Regions from separate parts of the Homo sapiens genome. Here all the other regions are linked to region 2. A link is a loop called in an ENCODE intact Hi-C map of the cell type or tissue named here. Cell type or tissue: gastrocnemius medialis. All regions are shown on one strand.

What was found. Peaks named below come from ENCODE experiments on the same cell type or tissue, not always from the same donor. Only the 100,000 strongest peaks of a DNase experiment are listed, where the experiment ranks them.
Region 1: a loop joins it to region 2, with 4 times the contacts of the local background. A loop is called at or near these places in 2 of 110 quality-filtered maps.
Region 3: it touches region 2 in a loop (6-fold over the local background); 5 of 110 quality-filtered maps call a loop at or near these places.

The regions. Positions count from the first base shown.
Region 1 is chr17:795,284-803,283 of GRCh38, reverse strand. It overlaps NXN (nucleoredoxin), which reads left to right. Exons shown (of 8, transcript NM_022463.5): 8 at 2,153-3,974. The coding sequence ends at 2,335. Among named protein-coding and RNA genes, the nearest start is that of MRM3, 17 kb to the right of the region's middle. In gastrocnemius medialis, no CTCF peak of the experiment used is centred here; a DNase peak (open chromatin) is centred at 1,463; H3K4me3 peaks cover 468 bases; H3K27ac peaks cover 6,582 bases.
Region 2 is chr17:898,365-906,364 of GRCh38, reverse strand. The region is part of intron 1 of NXN (nucleoredoxin); the gene reads left to right. Among named protein-coding and RNA genes, the nearest start is that of NXN, 77 kb to the left of the region's middle. RefSeq lists enhancers at 6,199-6,700, 7,204-7,844, 7,845-8,000. In gastrocnemius medialis, no CTCF peak of the experiment used is centred here; DNase peaks (open chromatin) are centred at 3,673, 4,284 and 4,914; H3K4me3 peaks cover 508 bases; H3K27ac peaks cover 5,257 bases.
Region 3 is chr17:953,993-961,992 of GRCh38, reverse strand. The region is part of intron 1 of NXN (nucleoredoxin); the gene reads left to right. Among named protein-coding and RNA genes, the nearest start is that of NXN, 22 kb to the left of the region's middle. RefSeq lists a silencer at 6,032-6,260 and an enhancer at 6,351-6,851. In gastrocnemius medialis, no CTCF peak of the experiment used is centred here; DNase peaks (open chromatin) are centred at 3,032, 3,732 and 4,872; H3K27ac peaks cover 6,751 bases.

The DNA of each region.
Region 1 (8,000 bases), 100 kb after region 2:
TGGCTGGGGCTACTGCTTATACCTGCGGTCACCCAGCCGGCCCGGTGAGTGCTGAGGTTGGAAATTGCTGCCGCTCCCCGTCTGTTTCACCCAGGCTGTCCCTTTGAGGTCTCCAGCGGGGCTGGACCAGGCAGGAGACTCTTCACAGGGTGGGAAAGTGGGGCTTTCAGCAGAGCGCCCTCCCGCAGGTACCCAGTTATCCAGGGCCTGGAACCCTGCACCCTGCACCCTGCAGACGGGCGTCTCCGCGACTCAGCACAGGTGCAGGCTCTCATTCTTGAGCTCCTCCAACCCAGGAGCCTCCTCCATGCCTGCGCTGCCACCTCCCCACCCCACCCCACCCCACTGACTGACAGACAGTTTTGGAGGCCGCCCCCTGCCCTCCATCCACCCATCTGTACCTCCAGTTGGTCAGAGCCCTGTGCTGATTTCACGCTGTGTTTGGATCCCAGGAGAGGCACGGAGGAGGCAGGCGGCAGCCAGACACCCTGTGCCACCCATTCATCACCTCAGCCCCCGGCCCTGCCCAGCCCAGCACCTGGGTCCTTCCCAGGCGGCTCCAGTCACCTGCTCAGCCCGGGGGTGGAGGGGAGCAAAGAGGTTCACAGGCCCTGCCTCGGGGTGGCACTGGCCACTGCACACCAAGCCCAGCCCCAGGGAGGCTGCGCGGCATGCAGTGACTCCAACCCCTGCAGAATGGCTCTGAGAAAAGATGGCTGCAGCACAGCAGGGGCCGGGCACGGGCGGGGGCGGCCTTGAGAGGTGTCAAGTCTGGAAGGAGCATTTGCAGGTTTTCTGTACGCCAGGCACAGAGCCGCATATTTCACCTGGGCTGTCTCCTTCGCTCCTGGCTCTCTGGCTGGGAACGTAGTCGCTGTCCTGTTTCACAGGGGAGGGAGGCAAGGTTCAGAGTGGACGAGGGGCTGCTCCAAGGCAGTTTGCTGGCTCCCGTCTGGCTGGGCTGGACTTTTGTGTCTCCAAAAAATGTACAAAAATTAGCCAGGCATGGTGCTGCATGGCTAGAGTCCCAGCTACTCAGGAGGCTGAGGTGGGAGGATTGCTTGAGCCCAGGAGGTGGAGGCTGCAGTGAGCTATGACTGCGCCACTTCACTCCAGCTGGGGCAACAGAAAGAGACTCTATCTCCAAAAAAAAAAAGTAGCTCCCTTACAAATCCTTTCTCCTTGTCTTTGGATTTCTGTGTTTGCCTTGGTGTCTGCATGAGGCTATGTCTGCTATTAGGGAAATTCACCAGGACAGCTGCTGGGAATGTAGGATAAAGTGCCAGCTTCTTTCTCAGATAAGTAGTGAGGCAGCGTAAGCTTCCACAGTGCTTAAGCAGCGCTGTCTTCTGAACTGGCTGGCTGTGCAGCTCCTGTCCTGCCTGAAACCACAGGGGTGGGAGTTGGAACACAGCGAGCTGTCTCTGTTTAAAAACATTCCAGAGTTGAAGTCCAGATTGGCCTCAGATAACCCACAGTGGGGCTGCAAATCATTGACAGTTGGTTACAAAAATAAACAATCAGAGGCTATGACATTTCTAGACTGGCACGGTGGCTGACGCCTGTAATCCTAGCACTTTGGGAGGCCAAGGTAGGCGGATCACCTGAGGTCAGGAGTTGGAGACCAGCCTGACCAACATGGTGAAACCCCGTCTCTACTAAAAATGTAAAAAATTAGCCGGGCGTGGTGGGCGCCTGTAGTCCCAGCTACTCAGGAGGCTGAGGCAGGAGAATTGCTTAAACCCGGGAGGTGGAGCTTGCAGTGAGCCGAGATCGTGCCACTGCACTCCAGCCTGGGTGACAGAGCGAGACTCCATCTCAAAAAAAAAAAAAAAAAAAAGAATGTGACATTTCTAAAATGCTGAGGACGTATTAAAATGGTGTTGATGCTAATAAATACATAAATAATTAAATACAGACGACTTACCTAGTGGTTTGCAGGGCGGATGCAAAGAGAGAATTTTACAAAGCAGCCCCTTCCTCCGGAAGGCAGGGCAGGGTTCCCTCCTTCCCAGGCTGGGAGCCCTCTGCTTGGGAAACGCCGGCTCTTCAGGGTGCGGGAGCTACCACACCTGGGGAGACTGGGCCCAGGGGACTCTCCCCCTCCTTTCTTTAAAACTTCTTGGTTTTCTCTCCCTCCTGACGGCTTCAGGATGACATGACTGACTCCCTGCGAGATTACACCAACCTGCCTGAGGCTGCCCCTTTGCTCACCATCCTGGACATGTCAGCCCGGGCCAAGTACGTGATGGACGTGGAGGAGATCACCCCCGCCATCGTGGAGGCCTTTGTGAATGACTTCCTAGCAGAGAAGCTCAAACCGGAGCCCATCTAGCGTGGCTCCGGCCTCCTGAGACGTTATTTAAAACTCAGCCTTCTCCTCCTCCCCCTCCTTCCTTCCGCCCTTGGACTTACCCAGCGTGCCCCGAATCCCACCACCCAAGTGTCCAGCCTCTCTGTGGTGCCTTGTTTCTGCAGTAAACTCCTCAGCCAGCACCCTGGGGTGTGGAATCAGCAGCGGCAGAGTCCACCGTGTTTGGAGACTCTGTTTGGGAGCACGGGATGGCCGGGGGCCCGGCCAGAGCGGGGCTGCATGGCTTTCGCAAAGTCACTAGCTTTTGGTGAAGGATCTGCCAGGGTGTCCTGGGCAGAGTGAGCGTGGAGGGCCGGTGGGTCCCGCTCGGGCTCTGACTCTGACGTCGGCACACACGGCCCCGGACGGCCAGAGGGGAACCGCCGGGTGACACCTGCGTGGAGGCTGAGCTGAGAAAGGGCCTCCGCTTAGAGCTGCGGGTGAGGACGTCCTTTTCTAAGCAACACAGTCTTCCTCGGTCTGAGAGAAAAGCAGCCCACTCTTGTGTTCTCAGGCAGGGGATCTCCAAATGCAAAAGGAAGCTTGTAGAGGTTTTTTGGGTGAGAAGAAAAATGTAGCTAAGGTAATGGTTCATATCATACAAACAGCTCCCACGATCCTGAAATTCTGTTAACGAATCCTTCTCTTTGGACATCTTCCCAAGAAACTTAGCCCTGAGTCCTAGGAGGAGCACCTCTGCACCAGCACGGACCTCTCGCTCCACCCAGCTCTGTGCCCAAGGCCCCTGATCTCTGCTGAGGTGCCCACACCCACGTTCGATCACCCCTGCCATTCCCTTTTATTTTCTTTTTTTTGAGATGGAGTCTTGCTCTGTCGCCCAGGCTGGAGTGCAGTGGCACCATCTTGGCTCACTTCAACCTCCGCCCCCAAGGTTCAAGTGATTCTCCTGCCTCAGCCTCCCGAGTAGCTGGGATTACAGGCACCCGCCACCGTACCTGGCTAATTTTTGTATTTTTAGTAGAGATGGGGTTTCACCATGTTGGCCAGGCTGGTCTCGAACTCCTGACCTCAGGTGATCCACCCGCCTCGGCCTCCCAAAGTGCTGGGATTACAGGCGTGAGCCGCCGTGCCCGGCCCCCTTTTCTTTTCAAAGCAGAACTACAAAGATGAGAAATTACCAGAAGCCTCGCCTTTTCCTAAGCACCAGCGGAAGGAGCTGTGCCCCGGGATGGAGTGAGGGTGGAGGGCGCGTCAGCCACGGGTGGGCCTTGTGTCGCCTTGTATCGGCCCAGGTAGGTTGTTGGCCTCTTACTTGGGCTGACCTGACCCCCGAAAGAGAAACAGACAACTCTGTTCTCAGGATTGGGGATGGACGGCTTCGGCCAAGCGTTTTAGCCTCATTCACTCAGGCCCCACTCAGCACTCTGCCAGCCAAGACCATTGATTTGGAAAATCCGGTCCCCACCCGCTAATGAGCTGTTGACACTGTTGTTCCTTGCTGAATTGGATTGTTGACTTGTAGTTCAGAGGCGTACAACTAGTTGGCGATTAGACTTGTTATGTGATGTTACCAGCCTGAAATGCGATCACCCCGTAGGAAATAAAGCAGGCATCTCTGGACCTCATCCACCCTGGGCCTCTGCTGTCCTTGATCACAAAAGTTGTTTTTGCTTGTGGTCCTGTGCTCTATCGGGGTGGGCAGTGGAGGATACCTGGTAGCTGGGAGCTGAGTCCCAGGAGTTTTGAGACCCCCAGGATGTAGCATCTGTCACATCCTCTTGGCTTCCGGCAGCCAGGAAGCTCATTTGGATGACCGTGGCAGAGGCAGATCCCTCCTGCAGCCCTGGCCACCGTCTCTCCTGGTTTGACTTGGCCCTGGACGGAGGGTGAATCCTCAGATCGCGTACCTTGCTGTGGACATTCTTGCCCATTTCCTCCCTCCAGGGGAGCCGAGTCCTCTGAAGCCTGAGAAAGCTGGTTGGGAGAACAGGAGGAATCACGCACGGGTCTCCTTGTGAAGAATGGGCCAAGTGTGGGAGCCTCTTAAACCCAGCAGGTCCCAGGCTCAAGGCTTCTCTGGGAACGCTGCCAGAGTCTCCCTTAGGGGTCGGGGTGGGTGGGATGAATGTGGCCGACCTGAATGTGGGAGGTGGCAGGATTTCTCTCCATGTATCATGATGGCCTCGGAGGAAAGGTGGGTTCTCTTAGCAGCTGCTTACCTTTGGGGCAGGAGGAACAAAGTCCAGCGAGGGGGTTGCCCTAAGTCATTGCAACTGGATTCTTGACACCAGAATTCCCCTTTTAGAGTGGGTCTGTAGCTTCCTTAAGACCCGTGGGGAAGGTTTACTCCAAAGGTTCAGGTTTATACAGTGACTGCTTTGCGGGAAACCGTTAGGGAAGAATCACTTCTGAGTGTCAGGGATCGATAGTGAGAGGTCGTAAAGGCCACAGATGCAGGCGAAGTGGGTGGCATGATAATCCCCGCCAAGCAGCTCCACCTTCAGATTCTTGTTGCTAATTGGAAGCAGGTTCAGCACCAGCTGTGGCATATTCAAGGGCTTCCTCCGGCAGCCAGGAAAACCAGGCCCTGCAGGTGGAGGCTGGGGGCGGCTGTGAAAACGCCACTCTGTGGTTCCCAGATTTGTGTTTACCACAGTGACTTCCAGATCCCATCCATTCATCCTCACAACAGCGATGAGGGTTTTTTTTTTTTTTTTTTTTTGAGACAGAGTCTCGCTCTGTCGCCCCGGCTAGAGTGCAGTGGCACGATCCCAGCTCACAGGTTCAAGCCATTCTCCTGCCTCAGTCTCCCAAGTAGCTGAGATTACAAGCGACACCACCGCGCCTGACTAATTTTTGTATTTTTAGTAGAGACGGGGTTTCGCCATGTTGGCCAGGCTGGTCTCGAACTCCTGACCTCAGGTGATCTGCCTGCCTTGGCCTCCCACAGTGCTGGGATTCCAGGCGTGCGCCGGCACAGCCAGCCTGTTGTTGTTGTTTTTTTTAACCTGTCTTCCCAACATTAAAAGCCTGTTGAAGAAAAAGGGTATGTTTTCCACATTGAATTCCTAATTGGGAAAAAAAATACTAAAAAAAGAGAAAAGGGTATGTTTGGGACCAGCACATACAGCAGATGAAAACCAGCTTCTTTTCCAGAGCGAGGTGACTTCCTGCTCTTGCTTTTCGCCCCTTGGTACGTCCTTGAAATCAATGGCCATCACTTACCAGAACGCAGGGAGCGAGTGCTGTGTTGGCATCGGCCAAGCTTCAAATAGTAATTTTCAGCCAGACTTTGTTTTTTCCTGTTGCCTAATTAAAGACACTGAAAAGCTGTTCTCCCCTCCTGCTGCCTTGTTCTAGGACAGCAAACTGAATTCAGGAACAATACAGACGGAGCCGGATGTGGCCCAGGAGCAGATGCGCGGGACCTAACACGGTGTTGCCCCGTGCAGCTTAGGGAGGAAATGCAATGTATGAGAGGACACACGTCTGGGAACCCTGCACACTGGGAAGCGTAGTACCAGCAGGGCCCTGAGCGAGGGCACACGCTGTTGACGGTGCCGTTGCCCTGGGCAGGCCCATGTGTTGTGCGCGCTGTGGGTGGCTGTGCACACAGGCCCGCAGGTTCAGGAGTAGCACTGAGCAGGGGGCTGTGAGCTCAAAGGATCTTTCCAGTTTGCCCCGAAGCAGCTGAATGAGAGAAGTGGGCACTTGGCTACACCCCTCACTGCTGCCGCCAGCAGACGAGGGCACACGCCCTGCTTCCTCCAGGCTGCGGCTGCGCAAGGGAAAATTCTTTGGGAACAAATAGCTGTTGACCAGTAGCTTCATTAGTGCTGGGAATATAACATGAGGGCGTTCTAGGTACACCTCGTATGTGAGCGCATGAAGACAGGTAAGTATGCCTACTGCCATTTTTCAAGGCGTGTGTCTCACCCCCTTGGTGCTTTGGGACACTTCCCAAGCCCGAGAATGTGTCAGGAGGTTTGGGTGGAACTGTTGGGTTTCTGTTAAACGATACACAACTCGTGAAAGACTCTGTCCCCAGGTCTGTAGGCCAGTGTGCAATCCAGAGGCAGAGACGGCCTCCAGTCCGGATTCCGGGTGCTTATGCCTCACTCACATGAGGAAGTCACCCACAGGTGCTAGAATGACGACACAGTAGGAGACGTGATCTCAGGGCCAAAAAATCCATCTCTCGAATGTCAGAGGACATGGAGGTCCTACTTGGCAGGCTTGCAGTGAGTACGCCCCGCCCTCGGCATCTCAGAGGAGCAGGGAAGGGAGGCTGAGGCCGGAGCTTGCTGCAGCCGTCGGCTCCTCCCTCCCCAGCCTTGTTCCCTGTTCCCTTCCTGCATTTCTTTTTTTTTTTTTTAAAGACAAGAGTTTCACTTTTGTCACCCAGGCTGGAGTGCAGTGGCACGATCTGACTCACTGCAACCTCCGCCTCCCACATTCAAGCAAGTCTCCTGTCTCAGCCTCCCAAGTAGCTGGGACTACAGGCACACGCCACCACGCCGGGCTAATGTTTGTATTTTTAGTAGAGACAGGGTGTCGCCATGTTTGCCAGGCTGATCTCAAACTCCTGACCTCGTGATCCGCCCGCCTTGGCCTCCCAAAGTGCTGGGATTACAGGCGTGAGCCACCGCACGCGGCCCCCTTCGTGCCTTTTGAGGAAGCAGCAGCCTTGGTCATGGCCCATAAGAACTCAGACTTCAACTGAAAAAAGTGGCTCTTCCCTACACAACAGTCCAGGAAGCTGGATATTGGGAGTGTGGTGAGACGAGAACTGACCCATCCATAAGCTATTCTGGATTCTCTGTCACTCTCAGCCGTGGAGCATCAAGCAGGCTTCCTGAAGCTTCGGGAGGACCTGGCTTCAGCTGCTGTCTCAGCTGCTCGAATGTAACATGGTTCCGTAGTTGAGACTTCAGTCATCCTGAGCAATAAACCAGCTCATCCACTAACTTGGCTCCTAGCTTATTACATGTGTGCACTCCCTGCACTGATGAAAACAGGAAACATGGCGGGCGCAGGGGCTCACGCCTGGCATCCCAGCACTTTCGAGGCTGAAGCAGGAGGATAGCTTGAGGCCGGGAGTTCAAGACTAGCCTAGGCAACGTGGCAAAACCCCATCTAAAAAAAAAAAAAGAAAACAGAGGAAACACAATCATGGAATTTTTAAGGTGGCAACATGTTTTCTTAAAAACAGGTGAGCCTGTCAGCTCTGCTCCTGAGGGAGAGGTAGCTTGGTCAAGAGGGCAGCCCCAGGCCCTGCAGTACAGCTGGTGATTTTCAGCCCAGAGCCCTGGAACCTTGGATGGGGAGTGTGTGTGAGGGCTGTGCGTGGTAGAATGGCAAAAGTGGGGCTAAGTGTGGCCCAGCGTGGCTGGTGCGGACATCTGGGGTTGCTGTCAACCCCGGGGCAAGCAGCGGAAGGTCCCAGGTGAACGGCAGGTCCCCAGAGGTCTGTTTCTCCTCTGGACCTTAATGACCAGGCTCCCAGCCAGGAGCCAGCGGCTGGGGCGAGGGGAGAGTGATTTCAACGCTCTCTGCCCCGAAGCAGGAACCGAAGGGCCAGCCGGTGGGCACCCAGCGTGAGCTCCAGGCACATCTGGACACCTATGCTTTGCCCAGAGTTGCTTTTCTCAGAGGCTGCAGTCACAGGGAAAAGTTGTGACGGTCT
Region 2 (8,000 bases):
AACTTTAAAAAACATGGTATTTATTTATTTATTAATTCCAGGCCAGTCATTCAAAAATACACAGTTTAGAAGTAAGTAGAACCCTGGACACTTCTTAACTATATGGTGCCACTTCCCAGAGCTGTGTGGTCCAGGGGCCGCCACTAGCTTCTCATGGCTGCGAAGCAGGTACCTGAGAATGAGGCAAGTCTACATCGAGATGCACTGAAGGTATAAAGTGCACCAGGCCCCTGAGACCCAGATACGATGAAAGGAATGTAATATGTCCTATTACTATTCGTTTATATTGATTACATTTCAACATGATCATGTTTCAGATGTATTGGGTTAAAATATATTAAGATTAACTTCACCTGTACCTTTTTACCTTTTTCTTTTTTTTTTTTTTGAGACAAGGTCTCACTCTGTAGTTCAGGCTGGAGTACAATGGCACGATTGTGGCTCACTGCGACCTCTGCCTCCTGGGCTCAAGCGATCCTCCCACCCCAACCTCCTGAGTAGCTGGGACCACAGGCACATGCCACCATGCCCAGCTAATTTTTAAATTTTTTGTAGAGATAGGGTCTCGCTTTGTTGCCCAGGCTGATCTCAAACTCCTGGGCTCAAGCAGTCCTCCCGCCTCAGCCTGTCAAAGTGCTGGGATTACAAGTGTGAGCCACCATGCCATGCCCAACCCTTTTTACCTTTCACTGTTAAGAAATTTAAGATGATACATGTGGCTTACATTATATTTCTATTGAACGGCACTGGCCTAGAACTATTTTCTGTGGTTTGCAATAGCATGATTTCTGTCTTGTATCGGTAACATGTCTCATATTTTACTACGTTCTAGCCTGTAAGAGCACCCCTCCATTTTGGGGCAGCAGGTTGCTTTAAACTTCCCTTTCTGTTTTGAAGACTGCTTTAAGAAACTTATACATTCTTTATTTCACTTTTTTTATTTTTAACCGACAGGATCTCGTTCTGTCACCTGGACTGGAGTGTGGTGGTGCATTCTTAGCTCACTGCAGCCTCTTAGCTCCTGGGCTCCAGGGATTTTCCCACCTCCTGAATAGCTGAAACTATGTGTGTGCATTACCATGCCCGGCATCTATATATATATATATATATTTACATTTACAGACAGGGTCTTGCTGTGTCGCCCAGCTGGTCTCGAACTCTTGGGCTCAAGCAGTCTGCCTGCTTCGGCATTCTAAAATACTGGGATTACAGGTATGAGCCACCACACCTGGCCTATTTTAGAATTTTAATATAATTCCAGTGATTTTAATGACATAGCCTTCCAGGTAAGTCTTGATTCATTGGCAGAGTGTATGTTTGGGGACTGTGTGTTAGATCCGTAGTTGTGGGTGTAGGAGTGTGAATGTGGCACACACGCTTGTGTGTGAAGAGGAGCAGAAGACGGGAAACAGACCTTGCAGGGGGCTTTGCCAAACCCTTCATGTCATACAGACTCTGCTTCTCTAAGGGTGAGGAGTAAAGATGTGTATTCTTCCCTTACCTGTAAAAAATACTGCCAAGGGCCGGGCATGGTGGCTCACGCCTGTCATCCCAGCACTTTGGGAGGCCGAGGTGGGCAGATCACCTGAGGTCAGGAGATCGAGACCAGCCTGGCCAAGATGGTGAAACCCCATCTCCACTAAAAATACAAAAATTAGCTGGATGTGATTGCATGCGCCTGTAATCCCAGCTACTCAGGAGACTGAGGCAGGAGAATCGCTTGAACCCGGGAGGCAGAGGTTGCAGTGAGCCGAGATGGCACCATTGCACCCCAGCCCGGGTGACAGAGTGAGGCTGTGTCTCAAAAACAAACAAGTAAACGAAAAAATACTGCCATGTGGGTGAGTTCCTGTTACTGATGGGAATGTGTTGGGTCAAAGTGGAGGGGAAAAATGCTGAAAATCACCACATCAGAGAGAGAGACTTTACAGCCCTCGGAAAAGAGGCCACTGGGAAAGGCTCTTGTTTTATAAGCTTTTTCCGACGTGTGCGTCCTTTCCTTTTGTCCTTCGTGGCCACGGGGCACCATAAAACTGGGGCCAGTCTGTCGGATGGAAGCCGGACGGCGTCCGACGTCCGGGCAGCCCGCAGGTCCCGCTCTCCGCAGCAAGGCCCGCTTACAACCTGGGAGTTTTGGAAGTCCGCTCGGCCAGCCCTTCCCCAGGCTTTGCTGGGGCTGCAGAAGAACTCTTAGGGCAGTCGACGCGGTGAGGCATGTACGGACAGAGTTTGGCCTTATTCAGTCTAATTATGAAAATTCTTGGCAGGAATTCTACATGAATCACCTCCAAAAAAATTTACGTTAAAGTTAATGCTACAAGTCTGACTTCAGCCCACAAAACTCAGAAAACTAGGTTCTGCGTCTACAAATGCAGCCTTAACTCCTCCTTGTCCACAGACTAGTGACTTTTACCACAAACAAGGGAGCGTGAATTTTGTTAGGAATCTGCCCGTGGGGGGTGAGGTTGGCTTCGGAGGGGGCCGCCCCAGTGGGGATTTGGTCTACCCTGAATGAAGGCAGGCGTCAGGCCCTTTGGCTGCGGTCATAATACGTTGTATGACTTCCGGCAGCTCCTTAGCCTCTCTGAACCTCAGTGTTCTATCTGGAAAATGGGGATAATAATACCTCAAAGGGTTGTCGTGGGTACTAAGTGAGCCCATATGTATAGAACTTGTAGCAGAGGCTGGGTGTCCTGGCTCACGCCTGGAATCCCAGCACTTTGGGAGGCTGAGGCAGGAGGATCACTTGAGCCCAGGAGTTTGAGACCAGCCTGTGCAACAAGGCAAAACACCGTCTTTACAAAAAATTTTAAAGTTAGCTGGGTGTGGTAGCGCACGCCTGTAGTCCCAGCTACTCAGGAGGTGGAGGTGGGAGAATCTGCTTGAGCCTGGGAGGCAGAGGTTGCAGTGAGCTGTGATCATACCACTGCACTCCAGCCTGGGTGACAGAGCGAGACCCTGTCTCAAAAAAAAAAGCATAGATCAAAAAACAGAGACTGGGCATGGTGGCGGGCGCCTGTAATCCCAGCTACTTGGGAGGCTGAGGCAGGAGAATCGTTTGAACACTGGAAGAGGAGGTTGCAGTGAGCCAAGATGGCACCACTGCACTCCAGCCTGGGTGACCGAGTGAGACTCTGTCTCAAAACAAAAACAAAAAAACAAAAAAACTTGTAGCAGAATTGAAGAGGTGAGCACGTCATAACTGTTAGCTGCTTTTATTATTGTTGTTATTATAGTTATACATTGTGTTCAATATTGTGGGTACCAGGGTGGTCGATGAAATGATGGGAGGGGAGGCTGGGTGCGGTGGCTCAGCCTGTAATTCCAGCTCTTTGGGAGGCCGAGGTGGGCGGATCACCTGAGTTCGGGAGTTCGAGACCAACCTGACCAACATGGAGAAAGCCCATCTCTACTAAAAATATAAAAAATTAGCCAGACGTGATGGTGCATCCCAGCTACCTGGGAAGCTGAGGCAGGAGAATCGCTTGAACCCGGGAGGCGGAGGTTATAGTGAGCTGAGATCGCGCCATTGCACTCCAGCCTGGGTGATGAGCGAAAGTCAGTCTTAAAAAAAAAAAAAAAGAATGATGGGCAGAGGCCATTGTGTTGTGTTAAAATAGTGTGAGTACCAGGGTGGTGGATGGAATGATGGGAGGGGCTGATGATGGGAGGGGCTGATGATGGGAGGGGCTGTCGTGGTGCTTGTTCTGTGTGACTCTTACCTTTTTTCCTCACGTCTCCTTCGTAAACAGGTTTGGAGGGAAGAAAGTAAGTCCTAGAAAGCCAGTGGCATTGCCACTGAGTGACAGTTGCCTTTAAAAAGCTTTCTCTGCTCACCTTTTGGGGGAGGGGACAGGGCAGGACGGCCCAGTGAGGCAGCATCTTTTCTTGTGTCGCCTTTTTCTCTCCACTGCCTTCTCCCTAGTAAATCTGTTTCTGCCTCGATGTAGATGTCCCGAGGACCTTCACCGTGATTTTCAGGTTCAGAAGGACATTCTCGTGCCTTCGACTTGAAGTATCAACCTCACGGATCCTCGTGGATCTCACGGGAAGTTAAAAAGCTTTTTCTGTTACCGGAACGGTTTCTGAGAACGCCAGAGCGAGCGTTGGCTTATGTCTGGAACGGACGGCGGACGTGGGTCCGTCGTGCGAGTGGGAGCAGTGAATAATGAAACTGGCGAGAGATGCCCTGACAGCAGCAACACTGTTCCCTGGTATCAGGTTCAGTCCTGACTCACTAGCTGGGACAAACACCCGAGGGTATTTTTGGGAGATGAGCCTGGAGGGCTGGAACCCTGGACCGTGTGGCTGTCCAGCTCACAGGCAGATGGCTCTGCATGAGACCATGTTTAAACAGCAAGCTGAGGCCGGGTGCGGTGGCTCACACCTGCAATCCCAGCACTTTGGGAGGCTGAGGCAGGTGGATCACCTGAGGTCAGGAGTTTGAGACCAGCCTGGCCATCATGGCGAAACCCCGTCTCTACTGAAAATACAAAAATTAGCTGGGCATGATGGTGGGTGCCTGTAATCCCAACTACTCAGGAGGCTGAGGCAGGAGAATGACTTAAACCCAGTAGGCAGAGGTTGCAGTGAGCTGAGATTGCGCCACTGCACTGCGGCTTGGGCGACAGAGCGATATCCCATCTCCAAAAAACAGAACAAAACAAAAAAACAAACAGCAAGCTGAAGGAGAGACTTTCAGGCTGAGTGTTTATGGGACAAAATGCCATCGATTTAGATTTAGATTTAGTTAATGTGCTTTGTTTGAATTCATTGCCCTGGTTTTCACGGGGGAGGTGTCCTGGTGTCCTTGAATCCCATGACTGTTGTTGGAGGTAGATCCCGTGCTTTTCATTTTAGTAACGAGGAAGCAGAGGTCAGGGCAGCTGAAGCATTTGAGTCACTTGGGATCTGGCAGAGCCGGGAGTTGGACCAGGTCTGCTGTTTCCCAGGCCAGAGTTCTTCCCCGGAATAAACTGCGGAGAGGAAAGGAGCTAGCGTTGATTAAGTGTCTGCCTTTGTGCCAGATACTGTTATTCCATTTCATGTAGAGATCATCTCCCCCCACAGATCCCTGCATGTTGCAGAGGGTGACGTTGAGGCTCAGAGGGGTTTTGGATACAAATGAGAATGCAGATCTATCTGGCCGGACGCCGTGGCTCATGCCTGTAATCCCATCACTTTGGGAGGCCGAGGCGGGCAGATCAAGTGAGGTCAGGAGATCGAGACCATCCTGGCCAACATGGTGAAACCCCATCTCTACTAAAAATACAAAAATTAGCCAGGCGTGGTGGTGGATGCCTGCAATCCCAGCTACTCGGGAGGCTGAGGCACGAGAATCACTTGAACCCGGGAGGTGGAGGTTGCAATGAACCAAGATCGTGCCATTGCACTCTAGGCTGGGCAAAAAGAGCTTAAACTCCATCCAAAAAAAAAAAAAAAAAAAAAAAAGAATGCAGATCTATCTTTTCATAAAGTCCACACTTTTCTCTCAAAACTCCCCTGCCTCCCAGAAGATGCTTCCAGCCCTGCAGATTGGGTCATTTATAACGTCTCTGCAGAATAATCCTGAGCTTTTAAATATTAGAAAACTTTCCATGAAGAGAAAAAAAGGTACTTTTTTTTTGGCCGTCTTCTCTGTAGACGTTAGCTTTTGAGTGGTTTTTGGCTTTCTAATAAAGTGCTAAAGTTTAGGGCCAGTCCCAGTGGTAAGAATTTGAAAAACTAGTATCATTCATGTTTCTTCTCCTTGAACGGGCAGATTCATTTTGCTTGTAAATAAACTCACCACCCTCCCTTCCCACCCTGGGAGGATCCTGATGCCATGGTTTGCCAGCAGCCTCCTGGGAGGAAAGAGATTTCCTCCTGATGTTTGTACCTTCCTCGTGCCTCTCTGTTCCTGCAAGAGGTGGGAATCTGGTGGGGAAGAGAGTGGGCTCTGAAGCCAGATGGTCAGCTCTGGGTTCCTGGCATTGTGGCCTTGGGCAGCTCACCATTTCCAGGCCTCCATTTCTCCATCTATAAAATGCTGTCTCTCTTCATGAGCTTTTTGGCTATATCTTCAGAAAGTTTGTGTTTTTTTTTCCTTTTTTTGTTTTGAGACGGAGTTTCGGTCTTGTTGCCCAGGCTGGAGTGCAATGGCGCAATCTTGGCTCACCACAACCTCTGCCCCCCCGGGTTCAAGCGATTCTCCTGCCTCAGCCTCCTAAGTAGCTGGGATTTCAGGCATGCGCCACCACACCCCGCTAATTTTGTATTTTTAGTAGAGACAGGGTTTCTCCATGTTGGTCAGGTTGGTCTCAAACTCCTGACCTCAGGAGATCCGCCTGCCTCGGCCTCCCAACGTGCTGGGATTACGGGCATGAGCCACCACGCCCGGCCCTCAGAAAAGTTTTAGTGTTAAACTCTATAGCTTGAGGATATCATTTACTTTAACAAAAGCCCTTTGATTTCCTTTGTGAAAATAATTAATTTAGAGACAGGGTCTCACTCTGTCACTCAGGCTGGGGTGCAACGACATGATCATAGCTCACTGCAGCCTCGAACTCCTGGGCTCAGGCTATCCTCCTGCCTCATCCTCCCTAGTAGCTGGGACTACAGGCGTGCACCACCGCCCCCAGCTTGTAAAATTTATCAACTGGGCAAGACCCTCCCTGCAGGAAGCTTTTTTTACTGTCTCCCAGGAAAAGAAACCCTGTACCTAAATCTCCGTAACAGAGAGGAGAGAAAGGAGGAAAGTGCGGAATCCGTGGTTTTGTTTTTTAAGGCTCAGCGCTAATTCCTGACGATATAATCATGAGTGAATCAGTCTTTGCCCTCAAGGAGCTAAATCTCCTTGCGGGAAAGAGAAGCAAGCTGTATCTTCTTTGCAGCTCTCAGTAATACCTGCCATTTTCTTGTTTATTGTTGTTTATTGATCGTCCTCCCTCACGAGAATATGAGCTCAGGAGAGCGGGCATCCAGGTGTCTCTCTCAGGGTCTTATTTTTTGTACCCAGCACGTCAATATTTGTTGAATTAATGGATGGATAGATGGAGTATTAAGCAAAGTAAGGAGACAGTTATAGTACTATTAATATAAAAGGTGCTGTAAGAAAAGCATGCACAGGCCGGGGTGCGGTGGCTCACGCCTGTAATCCCAGCACTTTGGGAGGCCGAGGCGGGTGGATCACCTGAGGTCAGGAGTTCAAGACGAGCCTGACCAACATGGTGAAACCGCGTCTCTACTAAAAATACAAAAATTAGCTGTGCATGGTGGTGGGTGCCTGTAATCCCAGCTACTCGGGAGGCTGAGGCAGGAGAATCACTTGAACCCGGGAGGCAGAGGTTGCAGTGAGCCAAGATCGTGCCACTGCACTCCAGCCTGGGCGACAGAGCAAGGCTCTGTCTCAAAAAAAAAGAAAAAAAAAAAAAGCATGCACAGAGGCAGAATCCCAGCCCTGTCCTTCCTTCTTTGCAGGGAGGGGATAGGAAGAAATGACTTTCAGAGTAGTTTTTTTGTTTTGTTTTTGTTTTTTTGAGACAGTCTGTTTTGTCACCCAGGCTGGAGTGCAGTGGTGCCCTCATGGCTCACTGCAGCCTCGACCTCCCAGTTTCAAGCAGTCCTCCCACCTCAGCTTGGAACTATAGGTGTGCACTACCGTCCTGGCTAATTTTTGTATTTTTTGTAAAGATGAAATTTCTCCATCTTACCCAGCCTGGTCTTGAACTCCTGGCCTGAAGTGGTCCTCCCACCTTAGCCTCCCAAAGTGCTGGGATTACAGGTGTGAGACATTGCGCCTGGCCTCAGAGTAGTTTCTCAGAGGAGATGGCGTCCGGACGAGTTCCTGACGGCAGAGTAAGAGTTAGTAGGTAAAGAAGATCAAAGCTGTTCCAGGCAGGGTGCTGGGATTACAGGGGTGAGACATTACACCTGGCCTCAGAGTAGTTTCTCAGAGGAGGTGGCGTCCGGACGAGCTCCAGATGGCAGAGTGGGAATTAGTAGGTAAAGATGGGATCAAA
Region 3 (8,000 bases), 56 kb before region 2:
TGGCTAATTTTTGTGTTCTTGGTAGAAACGAGGTTTCACCATGTTGGTCAGGAAGGTCTTGAACTCCTGACCTCAGGTGATCCACCCGCCTCCACCTGGCAAAGTGTTGGGATTACAGGTGTGAGCCACTGCACCCAGCTAATGTTCCTTATTTTCTTCTTTATGAGGCCACTGAGAAAATTTATAATTCATTTGGTTGCAGGTTCATGTAAGCAAGTTGCTTAAGAAAAGTCAAAGGGTTGCTATGGGAATGTTAATTAAATAAATAGATAGTAGAAATTATGAAAGGCAAACTTTTCAAAGATTCAGTGAGCCCTAAGGGAGGACTTGATTTAAGAAGGGAAGGGGAATTAATGTCAGTTTAGAAGTGAGAATATGATCTGAATTAGTCATAAATGCAGATGAAATGTACATCCTGTAGGTTAGGACAAAACTGTTAAGATGCTTACCTCATTTTACCTTGCCCTCCTGAAGAGATTCCTTACAGCTGTATATCCTAGTGAGACCCTGGAAATCCTCTGAATGTTAACAATCATGGAAGGGTTAAGTAAATTACAATACTTACTGTCTTGTTGAACAGCTATTTCTTTTTCTTTTTTTTTTTTCTTGAGACGGAGTCTCACTCTGTCGCCCAGGCTGGAGTGCAATGGCATGATCTCGGCTCACTGCAACCTCTGCCTCCCGGGTTCAAGCGATTCTCCCGCCTCAGCCTCCCAAGTGGCAGGCACGCGCCACCACACCCGGCTAATTTTTGTATTTTTAGCAGAGAAGGGCTTTTGTCGTGTTGGCCAGGCTGGTCAGGAACTTCTGACCTCAGGTGATCCGCCTGCCTCAGCCTCCCAAAGTGCTGGGATTACAGGCATGAGCCACTGTGCCCAGCCTGAATAGCTATTAAAAATCGAGTTAATTGGCCAGGCACGGTGGCTCACGGCTGTAATCCCAGCACTTTGGGAGGCCGAGGCAGGCAGATCACGAGGTCAGGAGATCGAGACTATCCTGGCGAACACGGTGAAACCCCGTCTCTACTAAAAATAGAAAAAATTAGCCGGGCGTGGTGGCGGGTGCCTGTAGTCCCAGCTACTCAGGAGCTGAGGCAGGAGAATCACTTGAACCTGGGAGGCGGAGCTTGCAGTGAGCCGAGATTGCGCCACTGCACTCCAGCCTGGGTGGCAGAGCGAGACACCATCTCAAAAAAAAAAAAAAATCGAGTTAATTGGCCAGGCGTGGTGGCTCACACCTGTAATCCCAGTGCTTTGGGAGGCCAAGGTGAGAGGATCACTCGAGCCCAGGAGTTTGAGGCCAGCCTGGGCAATATAGCAAGACCTTGTTTCTGCTAAAAATAAAATGATTAGCCAGGCATGGTGGTGTGTGCCTGTAGTTCAGCTACTCAGGATGCTGAGGTGGAAGCATCGCTTGAGCCCAGGGACTTGTGTCCAGCCTGGACAACATGGGGAGATCCTGTCTCTCCAAAAACTTAAAAAATTGGCCCTGCATGTTGGTGCACACCTGTAGTCCCAGCTATTCAGGAGGCTGAGGCAGGAGGATCACTTGAGCCTGGGAGGTTGAGGCTGCAGTGAGCCGTGATCCTGCCACTGCACCCCAGCCTGAGTGACAGAAGGAGACCCTGTCACAAAAAAAAGGGTTGGCGGTTAAAAGTTTTTGCTGGAATATAGAGCTGTAGACCTATACTTCACATACTGCATTCAGAAAAGCGAGATCCCAAATTATACATGATACCATGATTATAGATGGCACTGTATTAAACAGATACATAAAAAGGAAGATTGAAGTAAATACCCCCATTGCTTACTGTTGTGTTAGGTGGTGGCCTCCGTGGGTGGTGGGTTTCTGATTCCCACATGTTCCAAATGTAATCACTTGATTATTCCATTTTTTTTTTAAAGATGGAGTCTCGCTCTGTCTCCCAGGCTGGAGTGCAGTGGTGCAATCTCGGCTGACCGCAACCTCTGCCCCCCGGGTTCAAGCGATTCTCCTGCCTCAGTGTCCCGAGTAGCTGTGATTACAGGCACCTGCCACCATGCCCAGCTAATTTTGTATTTTTAGTAGAGACAGGGTTTCATTGTGTTGGCCCGGCTGGTCTGGAACTCCTGACCTCAAGTAATCCACCCGCCTCAGCCTCCCAAAGTGCTGGGATTACAGGCATGAGCCACCACACCCAGCCCTGTTTTTTTTTTTTTTATACAGAGTCTCGCTCTTGTTCCCCAGGCTGGAGTGTGGTGGCGCGATCTAAGATCACTGCAACCTTCACCTCCCGGGTTTAAATGATTCTCCTGCCTCAACCTCTGGAGTAGCTGGGATCACAGGCGCCTGCCACCACACCTAACTAATTTTTGTATTTTAGTAGAAAGGGGTTCACCATGTTGGCCAGGCTGGTCTTGAACTCCTGACCTCAAGTAATCTGCCCGCCTCAGCCTCCGAAAGTGCTGGGATTACAGGTGTGAGCCACTGCGCCTGGCCTATTTCACCTTTTTTTTTTTTCTCACTTCTGAAGTCCTTTATTGGGCCGGTGAGGCTGGGAGCTTCCCTGGGAGTGGGGTCCCAGTCTGGAGTCCTCAGGCCAGTGGCGCCCTGCCCGTTCTCCCGCTCTGGCCGGGGCAGGCAGCCTCTGCGCGACTCCACGTACTCCCAGCCCTCCTTGGAGTGTCGCGGGCCTGGGAGGGGCCTACAGAGCTGTGATGATACCTGCATTCCAGGAGTCATGGAGGGGAAAGGAAGGCTTTGGAGGGGCTGGGAGCTGGGGTATCTGCAGGCCTGTCTGCTGACACACGTACTGGCTGAACTGGTACGTGGCGGGGAACCACCTCTCCAGCCTTCCGTAGGGGCGCTCGGCTCTTGTTGCTGGGCCCCAGCAGCTCCTGGCCATACATCAGGTCGACGCGCCTCCAGCCACACCGCCCGTGATGAGGAACCTCATCAGTGACCACACCGCGGCCACCATGGTCCCTCGGCTCCGCGCACATCCGCATGATTCTTTCTTGCAAGATGAAAGAACTCGTATCGTGTGTGTGTGTGTGTATGTGTGTGTGTGTGTTTCTTTTTTAAAGACAAGTCTCAGGCTGTCACCCAGGCTGGAGCACAGTAGTGTGATCATGACTCACTGCAGCCCTGACCTCCTGGGCTCAAGCGATCCTCCCACCTCAGCCCCCTGAGAAGCTGAGACTACAGGAGCTCACCACCTCCCCAGCTAATTTTTATTTTATTTTATTTTTTGAGAGGGAGTCTCGCTCTGTCGCCTGTGCTGGAGTTCAGTGGCACAATCTGGGCTCACTTCTACCTCCGCCTCGGTGATTCTCCTGCCTCAGCCTCCTGAGTAGCTGGGACTACAGGCGCACGCCACCACGCCTGGCTAATTTTTGTATTTTTAGTACAGATGGGGTTTCACCATGTTGGCCAGGCTGGTCTCGAACTCCTGACCTCGTGATCCACCCGCTTCGGCCTCCCAAAGTGCTGGGATGATAGGAGTGAGCTAATTTTTAAGATTAATTTTTGTAGAGTTGGAGTCCTGCTATGTTGCCCGGGCTGGTTTTGAACGCCTGGCCTCAAGCGATCCTCCTGTTTCAGCCTTCCCAGGCACTGGGATGACAGGTGCGAGCCACCGCGCCCTGCTGCTTCCAGTTTTTGAAGGCTTTGCTTTAGCGTAGGGTTAGCCCCAGTCAGCACGTTAGCATTTTCGGAAGATGAGTAACCTTGCTCACCGTCATGTCTTGTTGGGCAGAGGCACCGGGGAAGGGACAAGCTGGCAGCCACCTCCTGCAAGAAAAGCCTTCTGGAAAGAAGAATGTGCAAGTGACCTTTTCAAACGAGGGGGAGGGTAGTCCAGTGGATTAAGACAGAGAGATATTCCAGATATAAATAGCCGTGTGGGAAGGAAGGGGAAAGTTGAGACGGAGAGGGTTCATTTGATCCTGCCGAGGCGCCTAAGTATAGGATGGAGCGAGAGGATGCATGTTTGGAACCTGATGAGTGATGGGGGCTGCCCGTGCTCCGTGGAAACATTTTCACGTTCTGTGAGGAAAACAGAGGTTCCCTTGGCAGAGCCCCAGGAACATACATTCTGGGCGATGCTGACGTGGAGGTGTGATTTCTGTGTGAAGACTGAGAAGCTGACTGCGGGGGTCTGTTTGCAAGGTGAGAGCTGCCTCTCTCGGGTCTGGGCTTGGACTGAGAAAGAGAGTCTGGGTTCCAGACATGCCACAGGACAGGAAACAGGTGCTTTTTGTACCAAGGAGGTTTGACCTCCTTGACGGGATAGGAGACAGGTGCTTTTGACCAAGGAGGCCACACTCAAACCAAAGAACCTTCTGCTGGGCCGGGTTGCAGAAATGCTTTTTTTTTTTTTTGAGATGGAGTCTTGCTCTGTCGCCCAGGCTGGAGTGCAGTGGCTTGATCTTGGCTCACTGCAACCTACACCTCCCGTGTTCAAGCAGTTCTCCTGCCTCAGCCTCCCGAGTAGCTGGGACTACAGGCGTGCACCACCACGCTCAGGTAATTTTTGTATTTTTAGTAGAGACGGTGTTTCGCCATCTTGGCCAGGCTGGTCTTGAACTCCTGACCTCATGATCCACCCGCTTTGGCCTCCCAAAGTGCTGGGATGGCCGAAGTGAGCCCCTGCGCCCGGCCCAGAAATGCATTTTCTATCAGCTTCCTTAGAGTGCAGAGAAGATCCCGGGGGGTTCCTGGCTTCTGTGTGTGAAGTAGAGGAAGTTCCTCTAGGTGTTTTCCACACGGCGTAGTGTTGGGGGAGGGGGGTGGTGACAGGGATGAGGACGCTCTCAAGCCAGATGTTTTCATCGTATGTGCTCATATTACACAAATCACCTTTGCACGTTGTTGCCTTGTCTCAGCTCCGCCAGGCCCCTGCTGGTCACATGTTTTCTGAGCATCTCACTGGCCTCAGGCAGTGTCAGGATGCAGAGAAATAAATGACTCAGTCCCAGCTTTCAAAGGCGTTTATAATTAAGCTGGGGAGATAAGGCATGAAATATATATACCTATAAATTTAGAGTTTTTTCTGGGTGATGACCATGGTATTGGTTCTAAAAGGGCTGGAGTTGCCCGCAGGAGCTCTGAGAACGGAGGGGCCAGCCTCTCTCCTGGATGACCTGGTTCTGATCCATCTTTCCCGCTCTCCAGCTTTGAGATCTTGGGCAAGTTACTTTAACCCCACTTCCTCATCTGTAAAGTGGGAACGATAGCAGCGTCCACCTTGTCAGGTTGCGGTGGAGGTTTAAGACGATGACTGATATAAAAAGCTCTTGGCCAGGCGCGGTGGCTCACGCCTGTAATCCCAGCACTTTGGGAGGCTGAGGTGGACGGATCACCTGAGGTCTGGAGATCGAGACCATCCTGGCTAACACGGTGAAACCCCATTGCTACTAAAAATACAAAAAATTAGCCGGACGTGGTGGCGGGCGCCTGTAGTCCCAGCTACTTGGGAGGCTGAGGCAGGAGAATGGCGGGAACCCGGGAGGTGGAGGTTGCAGTGAGCTGAGGTTGTGCCGTTGCACTCCAGCCTGGGTGACAAGAGAGAATCTCTGTCTCAAAATAAATAAATAAAAATAAAAAGCCCTGAACATAGTGCTGGGCACAGAGGAAAAGGCCAGAAGACGGTGACCACTGTTCTGTTCCACGAGACCCGATGGTTTCCTGAGGGCAGAGAAACTGTCTTTCCTCCTTGTGTCCTTCTTACTTAACACGTTCGACACCTCTTATTAGTAAATACTTGGCACCGTGTTTATTGAAAGAAAGAATGAATGGTTTGGATGGAGAGTTGAAGGCTTGGCGGGATTCCGGTGGGAAGAGGTTTGGAATTCCAAGCAGAAAGGTGAGTCTCAGTGTTTATTGGTGCTGTCATCATAATTAAATGCCCTTATTTCAAAATATTGAACAATGCAGTCACTGAATGATACCCTGGAAAGGACAGGGGGATTATGTGGCCACAGTCTTCTTTGACAGGCAGGGAAACTGAGGCTCAGGGAGGAGGCGGTCAGATGGCAGACCAGCCTCCAGATTCTCAGCCTCTGTATGGCTGGGCCAGTCATATTTCTCTCTCTCTCTCTTTTTTTTTTTTGAGATGGAGTCTCGCTCTGTCGCCCAGGCTGGAGTGCAGTGGCACAATCTCGGCTCACTGCAAGCTCCGCCTCCCGGGTTCACGCCATTCTCCTGCCTCAGCCTCCCGAGTTGCTGGGACTACAGGCGCCCGCCACCACGCCCGGCTAATTTTTTTTGTATTTTTTTTTAGTAGAGACAGGGTTTCACCGTGTTAGCCAGGATGGTCTCAATCTCCTGACCTTGTGATCCGCCCGCCTCGGCCTCCCGAGGTGCTGGGATTACAGGCGTGAGCCACCGCGTCCGGCCTCCCGAGGTGCTGGGATTACAGGCGTGAGCCACCGCGTCTGGCTGGGCCAGTCATATTTCTTGGCAGTTTTCCTGGTAGCCTTTAAAAGAAGTCCAACCAGTGTCTGTCAGACTTTGCCAAGTTTTGCTCTTAGAGAAGAGATGAGGCCAGGCACAGTGTCTCATGCCTGTAATCCCAGCACTTCGGGAGGCCGAGGCGGGTGGATCACCTGAGGTCAGGAGTTCGAGACCAGCCTGGCCAAGATGGTGAAACCCCATCTCTACTAAAAAAAATAAAAAATTAGCAGGGTGTGGTGGCGCATGCCTGTAATCCCAGCTACTCGGGAGGCTGAGGCAGGAGAATCGCTTGAACCCGGGAGGCGGAGGTTGCAGTGAGCTGAGAACATAGCACTGCACTCCAGCCTGGGTGACAGAGCGAGACTCTGTCTCAGGAAAAAAAAAAAAAAAAAAAAGAAAGAGATGAGCATGCTGGAAAAGAGGGAAATACCACAGGCCCATCTTTCCCGTGTGAGTTTACATATCCCAGCCTCTAGAAAAGACCACTCTCCCCGTCGCGGGGGCTCATTCCTGACAGCAGAGTTGTTTTCCTGTGGAAGGGCTGGGGTCAGGCCCGGGACGCGGGGCAGACCTCCTATGTGGAAAGCCTCGAGTGGCTGTAACCCAGGGCTGAAAAAACAAACATGTTACCTCACTGGACAACAGCTCAGAGCTCTTAAGAGGGGGAATACCAGCGCTGAAATATGTGCAATGTAAAGAAAGGAATTTACAGAAGGTCAGGTGCTTCAATCTGGGAGTCTAGGCCGATGCGGCCCCTAACTGGTAGAGAGCCATTCCATTCCATCCAGATGGCTTGGCAGCCACAGTACTTTTTCCTGTTGGGCCATCAGGGAAGGAGAGGAGGCTCGTGATCCTGGGGCCCGTCCGGGCAGTTAGCCCCCTTCCCGAGTGGTGTTGAGGGACAGCTGCGACCTGAGCACCTGGCACTCGGCCCTGGGGCCTGGGGTCGTGGGAATCAGCCCTGTTGCTCTGAGGAAGTCACTGGAACCTGAGCAGGGAGGTCGAATATGCCTGAGTAGGAGAAAAACAAAAAGTTGGTGCAGGACAGCCCCGGACACGTGCTTGCCCTGAGCCTGGAGAATTTGGAAGGGAGGCTGCCGGGTCAGACCTGCCACTTGACTCGAGAGAGAATTTAGGTATCCCAAAACTTAGGAGCGGGAAGCGTTTCTTTTTTTTGGAGATGGAGTCTTGCTCTGTCACCAAGGCTGGAGTGCAATGGTGCGATCTCGGCTCACTGCAACCTCCACCTTCAAGATTCAAGGGATTCTCCTGCTTCAGCCTCTTGAGTAGCTGGGACTACAGACGTGCACCACCACACCTGGCTAAGTTTTTTTGTATTTTTAGTAGAGATGGAAGTTCACCATGTTGGCCAGGCTGGTCTCGAACTCCTGACCTCAGGTGATCCGCCCACCTCGGCCTCCCAAAGTGCTTGGATGACAGGCATGAGCCACGGCGCCTGGCCAGGAGTGAGAATCGTGTCTAATGCCAGTTATTCAAGAATCATCTTGGTGTGCTTTCAAGTACTTTGTGAAACCCAGCATAGGTCTCCTTGGAGTTGAGAGTTG